2 separate regions of the Homo sapiens genome follow, and region 1 is linked to region 2. Evidence: read pairs that join two places in POLR2A ChIA-PET (ENCODE). Cell type or tissue: K562. All regions are shown on one strand. Each heading gives the region's core, and the rest is flanking DNA. Links, peaks and the distances in the headings are about the cores only.

What was found. Peaks named below come from ENCODE experiments on the same cell type or tissue, not always from the same donor. Only the 100,000 strongest peaks of a DNase experiment are listed, where the experiment ranks them.
Region 1: POLR2A ChIA-PET joins it to region 2 with 10 read pairs; 10 of 35 experiments call an interaction of 5 or more read pairs at or near these places.

The regions. Positions count from the first base shown.
Region 1 is chr17:58,429,807-58,437,156 of GRCh38, forward strand. All of the region lies in intron 5 of HSF5 (heat shock transcription factor 5), which reads right to left. Among named protein-coding and RNA genes, the nearest start is that of RNF43, 16 kb to the left of the region's middle. In K562, for the core only: a CTCF peak has its summit at 3,561 (motif pointing left); no DNase peak of the experiment used is centred there.
Region 2 is chr17:58,331,595-58,337,505 of GRCh38, forward strand. It overlaps TSPOAP1-AS1 (TSPOAP1, SUPT4H1 and RNF43 antisense RNA 1), which reads left to right. Exons shown (of 5, transcript NR_038410.1): 3 at 5,854-5,911. It overlaps MIR142HG (MIR142 host genes), which reads right to left and starts at 926. Exons shown (of 1, transcript NR_186557.1): 1 at 1-926. It overlaps MIR4736 (microRNA 4736), which reads right to left and starts at 4,428; the gene lies at 4,382-4,428. RefSeq lists enhancers at 754-823, 1,324-1,393, 1,984-2,073, 2,654-2,703, 3,728-4,228 and 5 more and a silencer at 934-1,243. In K562, for the core only: no CTCF peak of the experiment used is centred there; DNase peaks (open chromatin) are centred at 213, 987 and 2,336; H3K4me3 peaks cover 2,500 bases.

The DNA of each region.
Region 1 (7,350 bases), core at 2,205-4,704, 100 kb after region 2:
CTGCACTCCAGCCTGGGCAACAAAGCAAGACTCTGTAAAAAAAAAAAAAAATTAAATGTTTAATTCTATGTTAATTTTACCTTAAAAAAAAAAGGTATATTTTCCTGTCAATTTGAAATGACCAGACAAAAAGAAGGGGAAAGCAGGAAATGGCTATAAATACAAAATTCATAGTTATGGTTGACTTTGTCAACCTCATTGGATTAAGAAATACCTAGAAATCTGGTAGAGCATTATCTTTGTTTTTTTTACTGTTTTTGTTTTGTTTTGTTTTGTTTTTTCAGATGGAGTCTCACTCATTCTGTCTCCCAGGCTGGAGCACAGTGGCGCAATCTGGGCTCACTGCAACCTCTGCCTCCCAGGTTCAAGCAATTCTCCTGCCTCAGCCTCCCAAGTAGCTGGGATTACAGGCACCCACCACCACACCCGGCTCATTTTTGTATTTTTAGTAGATGGGGTTTTGCCATGTTGGCCAGGCTAGTCTTGAACTCCTGACCTCAGATTATCTACCCACCTCAGCCTCCCAAAGTACTAGGATTACAGGTGTGAGCCACTGTACCTGGCCTGGTAAAGCATTATCTTTGGATATGTGTCTGTGTTTCTAGAGAAGATTAGCATGTGAGTCTGAGTGGACTAGGTGGGGAAGATCTGCTCTCAATATGGGTAGGCACCATCCAGTCAGCCAGGGGCCCAGAGAGAACAAAAATGGAGAAAAGGCAAGTGTGTCTGCAGCTGGGGTACACTCTTCCTCTCCTGTCCTTGCACATCAAAACTCTAGACTCCCCAGCCTTTGTACTCTGGGACTTACACCACAAGCCCCCTTGGCTCTTAGGCTCTAGTCTTGGACAAGTTACACCATTGGCTTCCCTGGTTCTGTGGCCTTTACACTTGGACTGAGCTACACTGCCAGGGTCTCCAGCTTACAGACAGCTTGTGTGGGACTTCTCAGCCTCCATAACAGTATATGCCAATTTCCCTAATAAATCCCCTCTTATATGTCTATATACAGTCAGGAGTCACTTAACAATGGGGATATGTTCTGAAAAATGTGTCATCAGGTGATTTTGTCCCCGCACAAATATCACATTGTATATTTACACAAACCTAGATGGTATAGCCTACTACATACTGATATAGTTTGGCTGTCCCCAACCCAAATCCCACCTTGAATTCCCACATGTTGTGGGAGAGACCTGGTAGGAGGTAACTGAATCATGGGGGCAGGTTTTCCCGTGCTGTTCTGATGATAGTGAATAGTCTCATGAGACCTGATGGATTTATAAGGGGGAGTTTCCCTTCAGAAGCTCTCTTCTCTTGTCTGTTGCCATGTGAAACATGCCTTTCACCTTCCACCATGATTGTGAGGCCTCCCAGACACGTGGAACTGTAAGTCTATTAAACCTCTTTCTTTTGTAAATTGCCCAGTCTCGGGTATGTCTTTATCAGCAGTGTGAAATCGGACTAACACACATACCAAGGCTATATGGTATAGCCTATTTCTCTTAGGATACAAACCAGTACAGCAAGTTACTATGCTGAACACTGTAGGCAATTATAACACAATAGTAAGTATTTATGTATCTAAACATAGAAAAGGTACCATAAAACTACAGTGTTACAATCTTACGGGACCACTGTTCCATATACATGGTCTGTCATTGACTGAATGTCATTATTTACAATCTTACGGGACCACTGTTCCATATATATGGTCTGTCATTGACTGAATGTCATTATGCCGTGCATGACCATATATATCCTATTGGTTCTATCACTCTGTAAGACCCTGACTAATACACATACCAAAACATATCTTAGTTTTCAGTATCAGAGCATGGTAATGAGATATGGAATGGTGTCTTTTGTAAAACATACACAATTCTTGTTTCCAGCAGAAGAGAACTGTAGAAGACACCACTTGTGTAACCCTATTGGACCTAGCACAGTACCAAGCCCAAGGCAGGCATTCAGTAAGTACTTGCTAAAAGAAACCTGAGGGTGGTTTGACTTCCCAAATATTCAAACCTTACCTCTTAGTGGTTAACTAAAAGACTGCTCATAGAGACAAAATGTAGACATAGACACAGACACAGAAAGTAGAATGGTGGCTACCAGCATTCAGGGGACAGTGGAAATGGAGACTTACTGTTTAATGGGTATAGAGTTTCAGTTTTGCAAGATGAAAAGAGTTCTGGAGAGAAATGGTGGTGATGGTAGCAGTGGCATTAACTGAACTGTACATTTTCAAATGGTTAAGATGGTAAATTTTATGAGCATTTATCACAATTTTTTAAAAGACTGCATTTTTCCATAAATTTTTAAAAAGTACATTAGTAAGATAAGAATGTATATGGAGAAAAAAAGCAACTCATTCATTTATTTATCCAACAAGGAGTGCCACAGGTAATATTCTAGGTCCTGGGGATACAACAATGGGTAAAACAACCACAGAGAACCAACCTTCTAGAAAGAGTGGGGGTGGGAATTATAGAAAAATAGCAAGTAGTAATAGGCACTGCAGAAGAAAAACAAAGAAGAATAAAGACTGAAGGAGGGCAGGACATGGGGAACAGGGTGCCATTTCAGATGGCATGGTCAGGAAGATTTCTGTGATGATCTGGCATCTGAGCAGAGGACTGAATGAAATGAAGGAACACACCATGTGAAAATCTGGGTGAAAAACATTTCAGGCAGAGACAATAGCAAGTGTAAAGGCTGGAGCATTCTTGGTATGCTTAAACAATAGTGAAGAAACTGCTGGGGCTGGACTAGATGAGGGAGATAGAAGGTGGTAGGGGATGAAGCCAGAACAGTTGCCAGGAGCCAAATCATTCAGCATCTTGAAGACCACAGTAAGGATTCTCAGATTTTCTTCTACATATATATATATAGAAAACTATTAAATAAATTTAGATGGGAAAATAATTACTGATTTAAGAGATCACTCTGGCAGAAAGACTGTAGGGGCCAAGAGCAGAAGCAGAAAAACCTTAAGAAGCTACTGCAGTCATCTAGGCAAGAGAAAGTAGTAGCTTGGACCATGGCGACACCAAATAAAGGAGGTGAGAAATGGTCAGATTCTGGATCTGCATCTACAGTGAGCTGATAAGATTTGCTGATGGACTGGACATGTGAGAGAAGGGAGTCAAGGGAGACTCCAAGAGTTGTGGCTGACCAGATGACTAGAAGTACCATTCATTCATTCATTCATTCATTCATTCATCTGAGACAAGGTCTTGCTCTGTTGCCCAGGCTGGAGTGCAGTGGCACAATCACAGCTCACTACAACCTCTGCCTCCCAGGCTCAAGCAATTATCCCACCTCAGCCTTCCGAGTAGCTGGGACCACAAGCACCTGCCACCAAGCATGTTTTTTGTAGAGACATGGTTTCACCATGTTGGCCAAGCTAGTCTCGCTTAAGCCCAAGTGACCTGCCCACCTTGGCCTCCTAAAGTGCTGGGATTACAGGTATGAGCCACCACGCCTGGCCAATACTATTTATTTATAAGTAAATAAGTAAAATTGGGGAAAAGGTAGAATATATTAAGCTTGGGACACCTACTGGACATCCAAAGACGTAGCGTAGGCAGTAGTGTATACAAGTGAGGTTCAGAGAAGATTGAGACTTAAGATACAGATTTCGGAGACACCACTACAAAGGTGATAATAAAAGCATGAGACTGGTTAAGATTACCTAGGAATTGAATAGAGAGAGAGAAAGAATTGAGCTCTGGGGTTCATCAATATTTAGAAATTAGGAAAGTTGAAGAGTATTCAGTAAAAGAAACTACAGAGTTGGCCAGTGAAAACTAGGAAAGGGAGATGTTCCACAAGCCAGAAGAAAGCATTTCAGGAAGGTTGAAATAATCTGTTCAAATGCTGCTGAGGTGAATTAAGTAAAATACGGACTGATAATTGGCTACTGGATTTGGCAACATGGCAGTCATTGGAAACCTTGACAAATGAAGTTTCAGTTGAGCAGAAGAAAGAAAAATCTGCTTGGAGTAGTTGAAGTAAGGATATGCTTCCAAGGAGCTTTGCTCTAAGGAAAGCAGAAAAAGTAGAGGAATAGCTACATGGAGGTATGAAGGAAAGGTCAAAGGGATTTTTTTTTTTTTTTTTTTTAGATGGAGCTTCACTCTTGTCGCCCAGGCTGAAGTGCAGTGGCGTGTTCTTGGCTCAGTGCAACCTCCGCCTCCCGGATTCAATTGATTCTCCTGCCTCAGCCTCCCGAGTAGCTGGGATTACAGGCGCATGCCACCCCGCCTGGTTAATTTTGTATTTTTAGTAGAGACGGGGTTTCACCATATTGGCCAGGTTGGTCAAGAACTCCTGACCTCAGGTGATCCACCCGCCTCAACCTCCCAAAGTGCTGGGATTACAGGCGTGAGCCACTGTGCCTGGCCCAAAGGGATTTTTAAAACATAGAACCTATGACGACATGTTTGCATGCTGATGGGAATTATCTAACATAAAAGATAAAATGTTAGGCCGGGCGTAGTGGCTCATGCCTATAATCCCAGCACTTTGGGAGGAAATCGAGACCATCCCGGCCAACAAGGTAAAACTCCATCTCTACTAAAAATACAAAAATTAGCTGGATGTGGCAGCGCGTGCCTGTAATTCCAGCTACTTGGGAAGAGGCTGAGGCAGGAGAATCGCTTGACCTGGGAGGCGGAGGTTGCAGTGAGCCGAGATCTTGCCACTGAACTCCAGCCTGGCAACAGAGCTAGACTCCATCTCAAAAAAAAAAAAAAGATAAAATGTGGCCAGGCACTGTGGCTCACTCTTATAATCCCAGCACTTTGGAGGCCAAGGCAGGAGGATCACTTGAGACCAGGAAATCAAGACAACCTGGGCAACATGGCAAGACCCTGTCTCTATAAAAATTAAAAAAATTAGCTGGGCATGGTGGCATGAGCCTGTGGTCCCAGTTACTCAGGAGGCTGAGATGGGAGGATTGCTTGAGCCGGGAAGTCGAGGTTGCAGTGAGCTGTATTCACACCACTACACTCCAGCGTGGATGACAGAGGAAGACTCTGCCTTAGGGGGAAAGCAAAAATAAAGATACAATGTGATTATTGAAGAGTAAGGGGGATAGCAGTAGGTCCTAAGTCTGTGAGTACACCAAAGGGGACAGGATTCTGTATACAAATGAAAGGACTGGCCCTTTTCCATTATAACAGAAGGAAAGGCAGCGTGTAGGGTTACAATTGGAAGTAGACTGATAAATATGTTGGTGGGAAGATATGAAAGCTTCATTCTAGCTGCTTCTATTTTCTCAGTAAGATATAAAACAGGGTCACAGCCACGAATGAAGAGAGAGGAGGAGTGTTGGAAACGGAGCAGAGAGGACAGGATATAATAGAGTGGCTTTGGAGAATGGGGAATATATTGACTAGAAAATATTATAGGACTGCTGCAACACTGACAGCCTACGTGAATTTAAAGTGAGACTAAGGCGGGGTGCAGTAGCTCATGCCTGTAATCCCAGCACTTTGGGAGGCCAAGGTGGGTAGATCACCTGAGGTCAGGAGTTCAAGACCAACCTGGCCAACATGGCAAGACCCCATCTCTACTAAAAATACAAAAATCAGTTGTGTGGTGGCTCATGCCTGTAGTCTCAGCTATTTGGGAGGCTGAAGCACGAGAATCGCTTGAACCCAGGAGGCGGAGGTTGCAGTGAGTCGAGATCACGCCACTGCACTCCAGCCTAGGCAACAGAGTGAGATTCCAGCTCAATAAATAAACAAATAAATAAATAAATAGAGACTAGCCATCTGAAAAGTAACCAGTGGTAATAAACATAAGAACAGTAAATATTGGCTGGGCGCTGTGGCTCATGCCTGTAATCCCAGCACTTTGGGAGGCTGAGGCGAGCAGGAGATCGAGACCATCCTGGCTAACATGGTGAAACCCCATCTCTACTAAATATACAAAAAATTAGCCGGGCATGGTGGCGGGCGCCTGTAGTCCCAGCTACTCGGGAGGCTGAGGCAGGAGAATGGTGTGAACCTGGGAGGTGGAGCTTGTAGTGAGCCAAGATCACGCCACTGCACCGCAGCCTGGGCGACAGAGCGAGACTCCATCTCAAAAAAAAAAAAAAAAAAAAAGTAAATGTTATAAAAATAGCTAAAATTCTATTGCTACTATGTATGGACTACTTACTATGTAACCCAGCATAATACTAAGCCAGTTCTATGATTTATATCATTATAATCCATATTCCTCATTTTGCAGATGAGGACACCAAAGCTCAGTTAGGTAAACACGTCCAAGGTCACACAGTAAAGAGCAGAATCCAGGTTTTAATGCAGGTTTTTCTAACACCAAAAGCTTTCTTTCTAACCATATGCTGTACTGTTTTTAATGAGCAGTATATTAATCTCACACATTGACTTTGGTTAAGGTCTCTTAATGCCATGGGACCTTACATATAGCCATGTTTTCATAGACCAACTGCTAGGCCAAGGTCTATCAGAGCAGAATCATTTGCAACTTCATGAATTGTATTTCTGCCTACACTTTAATTAAAAAACTTTTTTTTTTTTTAGCAGAGAGGTTCTAGCTTAATCATAACTCATTTTCCTCTTGTCCATAATAAAATGAAAATGTGATTAGGTGTCATAATGATGCCAAGATTTCACAACTCTTATGTTTCACAGCAGGAAGCCAACATCAATTAAGACTCATCTATTAACTGCACTGACCAAAGGATAAGGCTTTACTTAGAAAAAAAAAACAACAGGAAGAGTTAATAAAGATAATTACTGTGCTAATTATTTTATCAGTTACACTTATAACCATAACATGTAGTGAAAGAGAGGAAATTATTTTTTTAACAGCAGGCACCAGAGTTCCTCTCAGGGAGGTAATTGTCTTTGTTGAGGAATATGTCTCGATAGATTGTTCTGGTTGGGAAAAATGACGCCTTAAAAACATCAAAAAATAGAAGAGATACCTAACCTTCTTTGCCTAAGTAAAACACAGGAATTCAGCACCTGGGGAAAGAGCAGAAAAAAAAAACCAACCATAACAACAACAACAACAGAAAGCAGAGAAACGAAGGTCTGGTGCTAGTACAAGGAAAGAAAGCAACATGGCAGAGGACCATATTGACTAGTGACAAGGAAAGATGCCGTAAAGTGACTGGGGGCCTTTTAATTCCATTTTTGCGGTATTCTAAATATTTCTGTCGGTATTTCTGCCTCCCGACATCTTCATAAAAGTGTGCTACACATACACATGCCTAGCATAATGCTTAAAGGGAGGAAGAGGTCAAAGAAAGTGGGCCAAGTTCTGCATCTGGTATAGCATGGAACAGACAGATAAGAACAGCCCTGGGAGGTC
Region 2 (5,911 bases), core at 43-2,542:
CCTCTGGAGGCCTCACCTTCAGTTCTGTGAACCCCTGGCTGGCCGCTTCCAGCCACGCTAGCCACCCTCCAGCGTCCAAATGAGGCAGCCACAGCTCCCCTGCCAAGGTCTTGGTCTCCAGTCCACCCCAACCGTGAGGTCCTGACTGCCCAGAGCCTCAGTCCCCACCCTTCAGCCTCCCCACCAGCCCAAGATCCTGACCCCCCAGGGCCTAAGTCCCCAGCCTCCCCAACAGCCCAGGGTCCTGACCCCCCAGGGCCTCAGGCCCTGGCCTCCCCACCAGCCCAAGGTCTTGAACACACCAGGGCCTCAATTCCCAGCCTCCCCACCAGCTCAAGGTCCTGACTCCCCCAGAGCCTCAGTCCCAGCCTCCATAGCAGCCCAAGGTCCTGACCCCCCAGGGCCTCAGTCCCCAGCCACTCCACCAGCCCCAAAGTCCTGACTCCCCAGAGCCTTGATTCTCGGCCTCCCCACCAGCCCAAAGTCCTGACTCCCTCACTGCCCTGCTGTTCCCCTGGCAGGAGCCCAAGGCTATCCCAACAAAAATGGTGGCCATGTTGGGCGGAGGAAGAGGCTGGCGCCCCTTGAGACACTGGTCCCACTTCTCAGCCTCTGCGTACCCTCTGCCATCCCCGCCTTACTCTCCAGCCCTCCTCCTTGGACACCTCTTTCCCCGCCTGGGGTCCCGGAGCCATTTTACCTTCCTTCACTAGAGAGGGTTTCAAGGCGCTTTGCCCTGAGCTTCCCGCATGGGGCTTGCACCCAAGCTCCTCGACACCCCCAACGCGCCTCCACCCAGACCAGCAGCCCAAGCCCCTAGAGGCCCCGAGCTGAGGAGCCCCAGTTGGGGCAGCAGTGAAGGTCCGGATCCTTACCTGAGGCTGCAGGGCGGAGGAGAGCTCGCCCTGTGCTCCAGGCTCCGAAGTGGGGTTCCCTTCAGGGAGGGCAGGGCTTATAACCCCGAGGCCACGTGGGCCAGATCTCAGGGCGCCCAACGGTCTCAGAGCGCGCCCCGCCCCCGCCCGCAGGGGATGAGCGCCCTCCCTCCCTCCCTCCCTGGGGAGGACAGACTGACAGGAAACAGAAGGGGGTGGGCCCGCGGGAGGGCTGGGGACCCTCTCTCATGCCCTGGGCAGGTGGCTTCCGGCCCCAGCTGCCCTTCCCCCCGTGGCACCAGCTCCAAGGGATGGCTCAAGAGCCTGGGACTGACTCAGGGCATTGAGGGTGACCCCAGAAGACCAGGGCTCCTCGACAGGGCCCTCGGTGAGTGCCCAAAACGGGGAGTCCAGAATTCCAGCACAAGAAAAGGACCTTCTCTCTGAGCCCCACCGCTGCTGACCTCAGCCCAGAAAACTCCCTTCCCTTCCCAACACTCAGGCCAGGCCCTGGCTCCTCTGCGTGTGCTCCCGAGGGCCATGGAGGTGCTGATGCATGAAGGGCGTCCATGGAGACTGTTGTCCTCAGCACCCCACAAAGCCACCCCTCCTGCAGCCTCAGCCTGCAGGGCACAGTGCGGGGGACACTCTCAGGCCCGGTGGACTGATGGCACTAGGCTAGGTGTTCACGCTCTCTTTGGGACCTGTGGGGACAAGAGGGCAGGGCAGAGCTGGGTGAGGATCAGGTCCTAAGGTGGGGCACAGGTGCTATGCGGAGAGAAGGGGGCTTGGAGGAGTGGCGGGAAAGAGGCTCGAGGGAAGGTTCTGGCGGCCACCGGATGTGGGCATGGGGCCCACCCACCTGCATGCCACCCCCGATTTCCCCATGGGGAAGGCAGGAAGCTGCCCAGCCCAGGGCCCCTGGCTGGGGGAGGGGAGTAGGGTGTGGGGGTGGGCAGGGGACAGCGTCGGCTGAGCCCAGCCCATACCATCTTCCCCCAGCGTTCTCCAAGCCTCTCCATGGGCTTGGCTCTGGAAGCAAGAGGAATGGGTTTGGGGAGGTAGGAGCGGTAGAGAGAAAACCACCCAGTGACTCCTTCCCAGAAGGCCATGGACCTCTTCTCTGGGTCCTCCGTTTAGGCCCACACAGACCTTAGGGAGCTGTCAGATTCAGGGCCTAGAAGAGGACTGGCATGGGGGCAGTGGGGAGGGAGATGGCCCCACATCCTTCCCTCCAGGAAGGGGGTCCTTCAACCTGGAAAGTTGCCCCATTCCCAGGTCCCTAAAATGGGACAGAGAAAGGGGGAATGGGGCCTTTCACCCCCTTGAGTCTAAAGAGAAAGTGGTGAGGAGGGTTGCCTTGCAGGGCCAGCTGGCCAGAAATGGGGCGATACTCCTTTAAGAGACCACCGCTGCCTCTGACCTGGGTGGAGGGGAAGTGGCTGCCCCAGGCGATAAGAGGATAAGAATATCAAAGTTGTGCAGTAACCTGGGTTCCTGGACCCCCATTCTTCAGGGCTCCTCCCCTGAGAGCATCTTACCTCCTACTCCTGCTTATGATGCCTCCATAGCCCTCACTTCAGAGGCGTCCTGTCCCCACAAAAGAGAGTCACAGAATGGGACCCAGGAGCCCGGCTTCTGGGCCCAGCTATGCCATAGACCCCTCAGCATGTGACCTGTGGCGAGTCAGAGCTGAGGTTCCAAGGGACACACATGGCTCCAACAGTCTCCAATCTAGCCCTTCTCCTGTCCTGAGCAGGGTGAGGTGTCCCTGCTGCCTGTTGTCTTGTGACAACAGAGGCTGATTTTCTCTGTACAACCTCAATGCCTAAAGACCACCAATAGTTTTTATTTTTATTTATCTATTTTCTTTTTTTGAGAAGAGAGCTTAGGGCCCAGCTTCTCTGTCAACGGAGCTTCTGGGGTCAGGGGGTTTCTGGATAGTCTAGGCCCTCTGCTGGTTCCCATCCCGAGGCTGGGGCTAAAGAAGGATGGAATGAGGACCTGGACTTTCCCCAGCCCAGCGATGACTCCCGACTCTGCTGGGCCTCAAACCAGAAGAAATGGTACAGGGCCAGAGACAAAATCAAGGACAGGGGAAGGGGCAGAGTCTAAAATAAGAATACAGAGACAATAAGAAACTTTGTGAGAATGGCTAGGATACATGGAATGGGCCGTCCACCTGTGACTGGAACAAGGCTGCTGGACTCGAAGCCTGACGTAGGCTGCCACCACCCAGATGCGTGGCCTGTGTGACTGACCAGCAGGTGCCTGAGGGAAGAGCAGCCAGTGCCTGCATGGAAACACACATGCAGACACAGCGGCCCAGAGAGCCCAAAACATTCAGACACAGACACGCTGTCGCCGACACACCCCGCAGTCCTGTACACACACCTAGAGGAGGCCTATCTACACTCCTGGACACACCTGCGTCCTCCCCAAGAGACACAGGGAGGGTCACCTGGGAATCTGGGGCCAGTGCTTGACAGGGTGACTGGAAGGAGCTGGGGGTGGATTCAGAACATAAGTACCTCTGTGAGAGTGGCCTGGCTCCCACTCCTGCCTCCAAAGCCACCTGTTGCCTGAGTTCCCCAGGATGAGAAAAACCAAACCCTTGATGTCTTTGTGGAGAGAGGAGTTCAAGTTGATACTTCAAACTCCGCCTCCTTGGCGGCCGATCCAGGTTCAAGCAGGCTGTCACTGGGCAACCTTGGCTCACTTGGACTTGCTGTCAAAAGTCCCCCACGGCCCTCCCTGGTTCTGACATTCAGATTCTTGCTCAGAGGAAGTAGGGGGCGGGGGCGGCAGGAACAAGGTGGGAACAGCCCTTCATCAGGATAGAGGGATCTGGGCTTGGAATCCTGGAGGGCTCCAGGCTCATGGTCCCTCACTGCCACCCCCACCTTACCGACCTGGGGGACAACCATCTCTGTGTGCCAAGCTGAGGCTGTGGGTAGGCAAAGGTGAGCCGGCAGAGAAAAGGACACAGGACCTGTCCTTGGGCACTCCCAGCCTGATAGGCAGTGTGTACGAGTGTGTGTGTCAGTGCAAGTGAGTGTCTTGTACCCAAAGCAGGGGCAGAGCTTCAGGTCTGATGGGGACACTTGGTTCCTACTTCTAGTGAGCACTGAATCTGAGGGTGAAGTAGACACACACATCTACATTTAACATAGTAACGGCAACAGGCACAAGGCCATCCCAGGTGGCAGTTGCCAGGGCCCAAGGGGCTGGGATGTTGGATGCTGTAGTAGCAACCTTAGAGTCACAGGAGTCCCATCAGAGAAGGCTTCCTGGAGAATGTGAGTACAGGTGGAAGAGGGTTTAGAAGGAGAGATTGGGCAAGGAGGAGAAACAGGGAGAAAATTGTCTTTTGAAGGCCTAATGCCTGTAAGGAGAGCAGGCCCAGAGGGTGGAAGAAATGACACAAGCTCATTGTCCGCACATGAAGGCAGAAAAGAAAACCAACCCTTCCCTGCCATCTGCATGGGCCTGGGGCCCTCACTCACAGGCAGGCAAGCAGCCAGTGGGAGATGGCAGCCCAGATAACCTGCCTTACAAAGAGCCAACAAGAGAGAAGCCACAGACTTAACCACTCACAAACAGGAAGTCCAGAAGGCAGAGCAGACCCGCCCTCCAGTAAGCTACAGTTGGGGACAGGCCTGGCCACAAAGGAGGGAAACTGAGCCCCTAGCATTGCAAAATGGGGCTAAAGCAAATTGGAGTCAATAGTCCCAAATGTTGAGACCCTTCCCCATCTCCCTGGAGGGGCAGCCAAGGGAAGCAGGTGCCAAGAGAGGCAAGTGCCTTAAGAACCTAAGACAGCCCATGTCCCCTACAGAGATCATCTCAGCACCTCAGAAGATCTGTCTCATCTCAGAGCCTTGGGAGCACAAGGAGTGCTAAAGGGCCTCCAGGCAAGGAGGGCGGGCAAACTGGCTGCCCCTCAGCCCCTGCCTGCTCGTACCAGACTCCCCTAGGTTTAATTTCATACTCTCCTGCTCTACTCTGTCTGGCAAGGGGCAGCTCCAATGCACAGTGGCCCACACTAGGAGGTCACTTCGCACTGGGGCAGGGTTCTGGCTCAGATCTCCTGGGATCATAAGACCCAAGGACTTTTAAGCAGCAAGGTTAGGCAGCAACTGGTCCCGAGTCAGGAAACAGAGCTGCAAGCCCAGAGAGAGGCAGAAGGCAGCCTGAGGTCACAAAACAAGTTAGGGCCAAGTTGGGTTCTTTCCACAACATCTGGGAAAAGGCAGGACGGGCTGGGTGGAAAGGGGGTGTGGGTGTGAGGAAGGCTACCCTGACCACTGCTGTGGGAGTGGCCGTGAAACCAGAAGCTTTCTCCTCTGGGATCTTCTGGGGACACAAGTGGAGAGATGAAAGCTCCCTCTGGACTCTCTCCACACACAGGTGCTGGGTTTAACTTGCATAGCTGCACCTGCTCCAGTTCCAACTGCTGCAAATAAATTGTGTGTGTATGTGTGGCGGGGACAGGGAGGGGGTCCAAGAGCTGGTTTTCTGCCTGGAACCCACTACAATCCCTCATCAGCCCCACTCCCTATCCCAACATCAGGATCACCAAGCAGAGGATAAAATTAAGTGTCAAGAAACTAGGGGTCTAATCCTCACCCTGTGATTATTTATGGTACAATTCTGGGCCAGTCACTGAATCTGCCCCTAAACCCCAGCCTGTTTCTTCACCTATAAAAATGGGGAGGGAGTTGACCAAAAGACTTGTTTGTGCTCTAGGAAGTCCCCAAGAGCACAGGAGCCCAGAGACCTCGCAGGAGGAAGCAGCAGTATCTGTGTTCCAAATCCTGCCCAGCCCCCAGGCAGCCATGGTATCTTCTCAGCTGGCTCGAGGGCACACCTCCCAAAATGCAGAGAAGGCAGGGTGGCTAGGAATGGCTCTAGTAGAATTCTCCCCTTATCTTGTCTGGAAACAAGGGGCAAAGAGCTATCTATTTCCTCCTGCCAGCCTCCTGCCCCCAACAGGATTCCTCACATCCCAGGACCAGCTGGAAAAGGTGGTGAGA